Regions from separate parts of the Homo sapiens genome. Here region 2 is linked to region 1. A link is an interaction called in ENCODE POLR2A ChIA-PET data of the cell type or tissue named here. Cell type or tissue: GM12878. All regions are shown on one strand.

Region 1 (4,000 bases):
AAAATTAGCCAGATGTGGTGGTGGGCGCCTGTAGTCCCAGCTACTCAGGAGGCTGAGGCAGGAGAATCACTTGAACCCGGGAGGCGGAGGTTGCAGTGAGCTGAGACTGTGCCACTGCACTCCAGCCTGGGCAACACAGTGAGACTCCACCTCAAAAAAAAAAAAAAAAAAAAGCGAGACCAGCCTGGCCAACATAGTGAAACCCTGTCTCTACTAAAAATACAAAAATTAGCCAGGCATGGTGATGCAGGCCTGTAGTCTCAACTACTCGGGAGGCTGAAGCAGGAGAATCACTTGAACCTGGGAGGCGGAGGTGGTGTTGAACCGAGATTACACCACTGCACTCCAGCCTGGGCAACAGAGCGAGACTCCGTCTCAAAAAAAAAAAAAAAAAATGCTGGGCGCGGTGGTTCCCACCTATAATTCCAGCACTTTGGGAGGCCGAGGCGGGCAGATCACAAGGTCAGGAGATCGAGACCATCCTGGCTAACAGTGAAACTCTGCCTCTACTAAAAATACAAACAAATTAGCCAGGCATGGTGGCGGGCATCTGTAGTCCTAGCTACTTGGGAGGCTGAGGCAGAAGACCGGCATGAACCTGGGAGGCGGAGCTTGCAGTAAGCTGAGATCGCGCCACTGCACTCCAGCCTGGGCGACAGAGCGAGACTCTGTCTCAAAGAAAAAAAAAGGAGTGGGGCGGGGTAAGGGGAGCTTGGACTCGTTATGCCAGTCAGACTCCACATCCTGGCCCTGCTATTATAGAACCTGGTTGTTGCCTCTTGGAGCTTGTTTTCTCAGATGTGAATGGAGATGAGGTTCTGCTCACCTTGTCACGTTGGGAGGATTGAATGAGACGATGGACATGCCTGGGACTGTGTGACCCCCCATGCCTGCGAGTAGGTTGCTGTGTTCATAACATGTGTTAATGCCTTGCACCTTGCTAGGTAGGCACTCAGTGAACAGTAACTATTTGAAATCACATGGAAAGCCGAGGCGGGCGGATTGCCTGAGCTCAGGAGTTTGTGGCTGGCCTGGCAACACGGTGAAACCCCGTCTCCACTAAAATACAGAAAATTAGCCGGGCATGGCAGTCTGTGCCTATAGTCCCAGCTACTTGGGAGGCTGAGGCAGGAAAATTGCTTGAACCCAGGAGGCGGAGGTTGCAGTGAGCTGAGATCGTACCACTGCACTTCAGCCCAGGCAGCGGAGCGAGACTCTATCTCCAAAAAAGAAATCACACAGCGGAGTTCAAAAACTGGTGCAAATTAGGAATTACACCACTGTCAGAAGTTTGCAAGAAGTGAGAAAAGCTGGCTGGAGGTCTCATTTTGGGGTTGATGGCGAGAGATTGTACAGTGCCAGTTGCTTTCCTTCTCCCTTGGGTCTAATTGGAGATTGTAGAGGCATCAGAAGTGGACTCTAGAAATCCCATAGAGAGCCAGGTCCTGACTCCCTTGGAACATGACAGTGCCCTCCCCACATTCACCCTGCATGTGCCAGGGCATGCCCACCAGCCTCAGGCCTCAGGATGGACCCCAGTTGAAGCCCTGGGCAGCACTGCACCAGCACCTCGGGGCCTGTCTGCTTTTTTCTTTTTTTTTGGTTGGTGGGGTGTGGAGTCTTGCTCTGTCGCCCAGGCTGGAGTGCAGTGGCGTGATCTCAACTCACTGCAGCCTCTGCTCCCTGGTTCAAGTGATTCTCCTGCCTCAGCCTCCCGAGCAGCTGAGATTACAGGTGCACGCCACCATGCCCAGCTAATTTTTGTATTTTTAGTAGACACAGGTTTCGCCATGTTGGCCAGGCTGGTCTCAAACTCCTGACCTCACGTGATCTGCCACCCTTGGCCTCCCAAAGTGCTGGGATTACAGGTGTGAGAGTCACCGCGGCCGGCCTAAGGCCTCTCTGCTTTGATGTCACCATCGCAGCTGGGCCCATGCCCTTCACTGAGGGGTGGGCCGCCTTCTAACTCCTTGTAGGTGTCGGGGATGCGGCCCTATCTGCCCCTTTCTGTAGGTTCCTTCTGGAACTTAGCTCAGGCCCCACCCCTAGTGCTCAGTAAGGGTTTGTAGACACCTGGCTGACTTCCTGGCAGTCCCTTGGGCTCCGCTGAGGACTTCAGCCACGTAGATTCCGGTCGAGGCCCCACATGTCACCCGACATTTGCAGGCACGTCATGCTTCACAGAGCTCTTCTCACACAGCAGACCTGTGAGGTAGATGATGTTTCCCCAATTCACAGTTCATGAAACAGACCGTTGTCATGGGAGGTGTGTCACAGTCACACAGCTAACTGGCAGCAGAGCCAGCCCCACTCTGCTTCTCTCCAGTTTTTCTGTGTGCCTGCCTAATCCTTGAAGAAAGGTTTGGAGGCCAGGCGCAGTGGCTCACGCCTGTAATCCCAACACTTTGGGAGGCCACGGTGGGCAGATCACTTGAGGTCAGGAGTTCGAGACCAGCCTGAGTAACACGGTGAAACCCCGCCTTTACTAAAAATACAAAATTAGCCGAGCATGGTGCCATGCGCCTGTAATCCCAGCTACTTGGGAGGCTGAGGCAGGAGAATCACTTGAAACCAGGAGGCAGAGGTTGCAGTGAGCTGAGATTGCACCACTGCACTCCAGCCTGGGTGACAGAGAGACTCCATCTCAAAAAAAAAAAAAAAAGATTTGGGCATCTCCACTGGCCAGGCCCTGAGCTGGAATACAGAAGGTGGAGACAGCCCGTGTGCTCCAGAAAGCAGCAGTCTGCAAGCCATGGTTCCTGCCTCAGGATGGGACCACTAGAACACAGCATCGCGAGAGGGCAGGGGGTGGCAGGATAGGCCCGAGGGCAGAGGCCCTTAGCGTGGGAGCAGAGTGGTGCAGGCTCTGGGCCTGAGCAGGCCTTCGCCCGCAGCAAAAAGCCCCTCGGGCACTTGGTCGGGGAAGCCAGCCTCTGCTTGAGGAGGGGAGGCTCCAGGGCAGAAGGAAGAGGCTGGAGGTGAACCTTCACTTTGGTCCCTGAAGGGATGGGCAGTAGCAGCAGAGCCCGGAAGGCCAGCCTTCCCAGAGAGTGACCTTGTCTTTGGCCCTTCTGTCCTTGGCCAGAATGCGTGTCTTTGCAGGGTAACTGGAGGGTAGAGTAGGTCTTTGGCGGGGCTGATGGAATGGGTGTCCAAGCAGGGGAGGAAGGCGGTGTGGATGCAGCCTGCCTGATCTGGGATGTCACTTTTTGCTGGCGACCAGGAGGAGAGGCCTTCCCCCACACCCCCTCCCCCCCATGCCCGCATGGGGCACCTCTCTCAGGTCCCTGTGCCACATTTTCCTTGCCACCTGGTACCATTTAACAAGAGAAGTGGCATCGCATTCTCCAGCCAAGAGTCTGGGAACCTTCCAAGCACTGGGGAACACAGTGCTGTCACTGCCGCCAGCTCCCAGCTGAGCTTGGCAGGGGCCCTGGAACCAGGAGGCCTCCCCTCTAGAGTTGGGGGCTGGCCTGCCCCTGCCTCACAGCAGAGCTGAGCCACACTTAAATGGCAGGCAGGTGCCCTCAGACCTGCTGTCCCTGGAAGGCGGGGGATGGGTGGCCAGAGAGTGGGGTTGCTTCACGCCATCTGGAGACCCAGTGACATTGTCCAGGAGACAGTTTGGCTGAGGGAAGTAATGGAAGATCAGTGTGTGCCGGAATTGGGGCTTGGTACTGAGGTAAGGTGGAGGGAGATGGGAGAGGCTGGGCTTGGCTGCTTGCTTGGTGGCGTGACCTCAGGCAGGTCACTCACCCTCGGCAAGCCTCAGTTCCTCAGCTGTAGCGTGGCGCCAGGCTAACCGATGCCTTTCTTCCTAGCTAGTTGAGGACTGGCAATGAAGAAGCCACTATTTTATGTATTTATTTAGAGATGGGGTCTTGCTATGCTGCCCAGGCTGGTCTCAAATTGCTGGCCTCAAGCCCATTATTTTGAACATAAAGCTTTAAACAAATGTCAGATGCCTCAGGGTGGCCATGGTCATGACGTGGTCATTGCA
Region 2 (4,000 bases), 95 kb before region 1:
GCCCAGACCTGGGAGCTCTCCAAGCCAGGGCTGTGACTCCCTCTTTGGGGCCCTATGGTTCCTGGCATCTCCAAGCTTCTGGGCACCACCTTTTCCCTGGTGCCAGCTGTGGAAGCTGCTTGGAGTGCGACTGGTCCAGCTGCAGCCTCGTGGAGAGCTGGTGCCCATGCTGGTACCTGGAGCTGACCACCCCACTGCAGCAGCTGGCACATCTGACTGAAAAATAGCCAGACCCCACACTTCCCCACACACCCCTTGTCACTCCATGCAATCTCCCTTGGCAGGCATGGGATCCAGGCCAGTAGCATGAGCCAAGTGCAGCCTGTCAGGCCGGGTGGGTGGAATGAGCCCAGTGGGCCCAAGCAATACTTGGGCAGAGGTGCCACTTGTCCACAGAGGTTTCTGGCCAGAAAAGTGACACCCCAAAGATACCATAATATTAATAATTAATACCCTGTTTTATTATTTATAATAAATTCTAATTACTAAAAATTACAAGTTTCTTATATTGGCTACTAAATCATACATCTAAACTAATCAAACTGCTGGTCACATCTGTATAGACCCTTTCCCTTTGACAGAACCCCTTCTTTCTAATCCATTTAGGAAGCTTCAAAGAAAGTTTATTCTCTAGCAGTCCATGGTTGTCTGCCCCACCCTCTTCAGGCTCCAGAAGACTCTCAAGGCAAAGGCCAGGAAGAATATCATACGTTTCACTTCCTACCTGACAATGAGGTAATCTGTGTAACAGAATAAATTTTTACATTATTAATTTGAATTGGGCTTCTACATTTTATATATATACATACATGATTTTCAAGCAAGCAACCAAGTGCTAGGCAAGGAAAGCCAAGTCAACATGAAGGCAAAGGCTTTCTATTACCTTTTGGGTAAACCCAAATCCTGAGATTTGGATTAGGATAGATGCTTAAGAGATAGAGGTGATGCAGACCAACAGCACAGCTGAGAGGGCAGAATCTGGAAGTTTAAGGAATTGTCAGACTCTCAAGGATAAGGAGGCCTTTGGGGTCCTACTCCCCAGTTCTAAGGAGCAATATGGTACACAGAGTTGGATCTCTGACACCCTGGTTCTAAGCCCTACCTAAGATTCTGGGGTCCCAAGGCAACAAGCTTTTAGACTTGACGGGACTGCCAGGACTGGATAGTGGCTGTTTCAGAAGCAGTCTGATGACCAGAAGAAACTTCTCAGCATCTTGGTGCCAAATAAAATCTGGATACCTTTGCATAATCTTAGGATTTGTGAGAAGCCCACCAACAAAGCAGATGGTGGTGGGGATCTTGGTAACAGAAATAAATTTACAGAAAACAAAGACATGCAATATTTCTTGAACATATTAATCTATGGATTGAAAAATCGGCCAGGCACAGGCCGATGCCTGTAATCCCAGCACTTTGGGAGGCCGAGGCGGGTGGATCACTTGAGGTCAGGAGTTCGAAACCAGCCTGGCCAACATGGTGAAACCCTGTCTCCACTAAAAACACAAAAATTAGCCGAGCATGGTGGCAGGCACCTGTCATCCAAGCTATTCAGGAGGCTGAAGCAGGAGAATCGCTTAAACCTGTGGGGCAAAGGTTGCAGTGAGCCGAGATCGCGCCACTGCACTCCAGCCTGGGGGACAGAGCCAGATTCTATCTTGAAAAAAAAAAAAACAAAAAGAGGAAAATCACACCAACTATATGTTTTTGTCCTGATATCTCAGGGTAGCTGAGCCAGGAAGGTTCTGCTCCAGCAGGCTGGGGAGCATCCACTTACCCATGAAAAGGAGTATTTGGAGGCTCATTTTAGGGGCCAATACCAGATAGTCCAGGACTAAAAGGTCTTCTTATTTCTATCCCTTTATATTTCTAATAGGAAATGAAAGAGTAGACAACAGAGTATAGTTTCTGTATTGCAGCTGGGGAAGAGACAGGAAGAGCGGAATCCACCAGCACAGTGAGTGAGTCAGAAAGAAAGTACTCAAAACGTCAGTGAGGAGCTGAGGAACTCAGCACATGAGTGCTCTCAGCATGCAGAAGGCTCAGCTGAATTCTGACTGGATTTGTCCTCAGCAAAGCAAAAACCAGGGTCCTTTGAATATACAGGACACAAAGCTCTTCTTATAGAACAAATTGGACTGAGCCTTTGGGGGAAACAACTGTACCAGACAGTGGGAGCTAACTAACAGTAGGTGTGCCACGCAGCACCACGTGGGTCCAAACTGTGGCTCCACTTGGTTCTATCCTTACACAGTCACAGCCTTTGGTTGTACTGGGGCAGTTTGGTGGACCAGGTAAACAGGTACCCTTTGCACAGGAGAACATGGTGGAATTCCACCTTTAAGAAACTCGAACCTGCTACGCTTTTCAGGTAACTGGACCCCACCTCAAATCTACCTGGTACAAGTATAACTAACATGAAGAGCAGAAGAGAAGTCTAGTTTGTATTCTTTTAGAATTCTAATCCCCAAATATTTGCCAGAGATCAGTTACTCGGAAAACTTTCTGATATAAAAAAGGCCTCACCCATTCACCCTGTTCTCAACTTACCATCACATTCCAGCAGACACTGAAAAGCTGAACAAGGGAAACCTTATCCCTGCTCTAGTTGGTTGAGTCTCTCCTCTCTTCCTCTCATCACTGTTGCCCACGTACTGTAGTTTGGAAGTAAGAAAAGAAGAAACTTAAAATATCTCGTTATTTTCCTCCAAAAATTTTAGGGATAAAAGCGCCAGATCCTATGACCCATGTTTAAGATCCAATATTGCCTGGATTCCCTGTTTGGAAACTTTAGAGAGGTTTACAGCCACACTTTCCCTTTTCACTTCTTCCCTTCATGCCAGTTGCCTGGGCAAAGTGGCTGTCCCTGTGTTTTGACATTCCAGCTTCCTAGACCCATAACTCTATCCCAGTAATTTCTGAGAGGAAGCAGCAGCTACTTTCTATATATTTTATCTTCAAGATGTCCCACCCTGCTTTCTGTAAATTGGATATAAAGCTCTTTTATTTGGAATGGAAGGAAGAATGGTCTTTTGACTTGTCTTCATTTTTGGAAAGAGCTTTAAGGTCTAGCATACTCCAGATACCTGAAGTCCATTCTAATTCTAATATCCCATAATTCCAGAAAGTGTTTCTCAGTTTCTTCCACTGAACAAAATGTTTACTGAATATTCTAAAATCAAATAATTTTGAAAAAACTGTAAATTTTGAAAATCTCTCCTTCTTGGAGATTATGTCCATTAGTATAGTCAAGGCTCTAAGAAGTAGTAAAGAAACCAGTTTTCTTGTCTTTTTCAATTATATTTAACCCAGTTACTCCATTTCACATAAAACCCATTAATATCTACCTGACTTCCTTAAGAAAGGCTGTCCTTGAGAACATGGGAGCATCTGGTTTCCTAATTTTCACAATGCAGATCAATCAATGACTCTAAGCTGTGTTAAGGAAAGCATTTAAAACTTTTAAAAAGCTCCATATACAAAGAAGTTAATCATGAAGTTGTAATAACAAAAACCTGGAAACAATTCAAATACCTTAAAAGAGGGACTGAGAAAATACGTTATGGTGTAACTGTGTCACAGAATATTATGTGGTCACTAACAATATTTACAAGCATTTCTTCAAAACCTATGAAAATGTAAAATATCTGGTGAAACATTATATAGCATGATTTCAACTACATATAAGAAATATGCATAGAAGGCCAGGCGCAGTGGCTCATGCCTGTAATCCCAGCACTTCAGGAGGCTGAGACAGGAGGATTGCTTGAGGCCAGGAGTTCAAGACCAGCATGGCCAACATGGCCAGACCCCATCTCTATAAAAATAAAAAAAATTAGCTGGGCATGGTTTTACCTGCCTGTAATCCCAGCTACTCAGGAGGTTGAGGCACGAGAATTGCCTGAACCTGGGAGGTGGAGGTTGCAGTGAGCCAAGATTGTGCCACTGCACTCCAGCCTGGGTGATAAAGCAAGACTCTGTCTCAAAAAAAAAAATGCATAGA

Evidence for each region. ChIA-PET counts read pairs that join two places held together with the same protein. Peaks named below come from ENCODE experiments on the same cell type or tissue, not always from the same donor. Only the 100,000 strongest peaks of a DNase experiment are listed, where the experiment ranks them.
Region 2: POLR2A ChIA-PET joins it to region 1 with 5 read pairs; 3 of 35 experiments call an interaction of 5 or more read pairs at or near these places.

Annotation. Positions count from the first base shown.
Region 1 is chr22:41,934,537-41,938,536 of GRCh38, reverse strand. It overlaps a transcript of CENPM not described here. Among named protein-coding and RNA genes, the nearest start is that of TNFRSF13C, 9.7 kb to the right of the region's middle. RefSeq lists enhancers at 1,746-1,805, 1,846-1,985, 2,026-2,285, 2,336-2,415, 1,647-2,719 and 1 more. In GM12878, no CTCF peak of the experiment used is centred here; a DNase peak (open chromatin) is centred at 2,186; H3K4me3 peaks cover 56 bases; H3K27ac peaks cover 3,838 bases.
Region 2 is chr22:42,029,371-42,033,370 of GRCh38, reverse strand. It overlaps a transcript of WBP2NL not described here. Among named protein-coding and RNA genes, the nearest start is that of WBP2NL, 33 kb to the right of the region's middle. In GM12878, no CTCF peak of the experiment used is centred here; a DNase peak (open chromatin) is centred at 1,950; H3K4me3 peaks cover 892 bases; H3K27ac peaks cover 2,774 bases.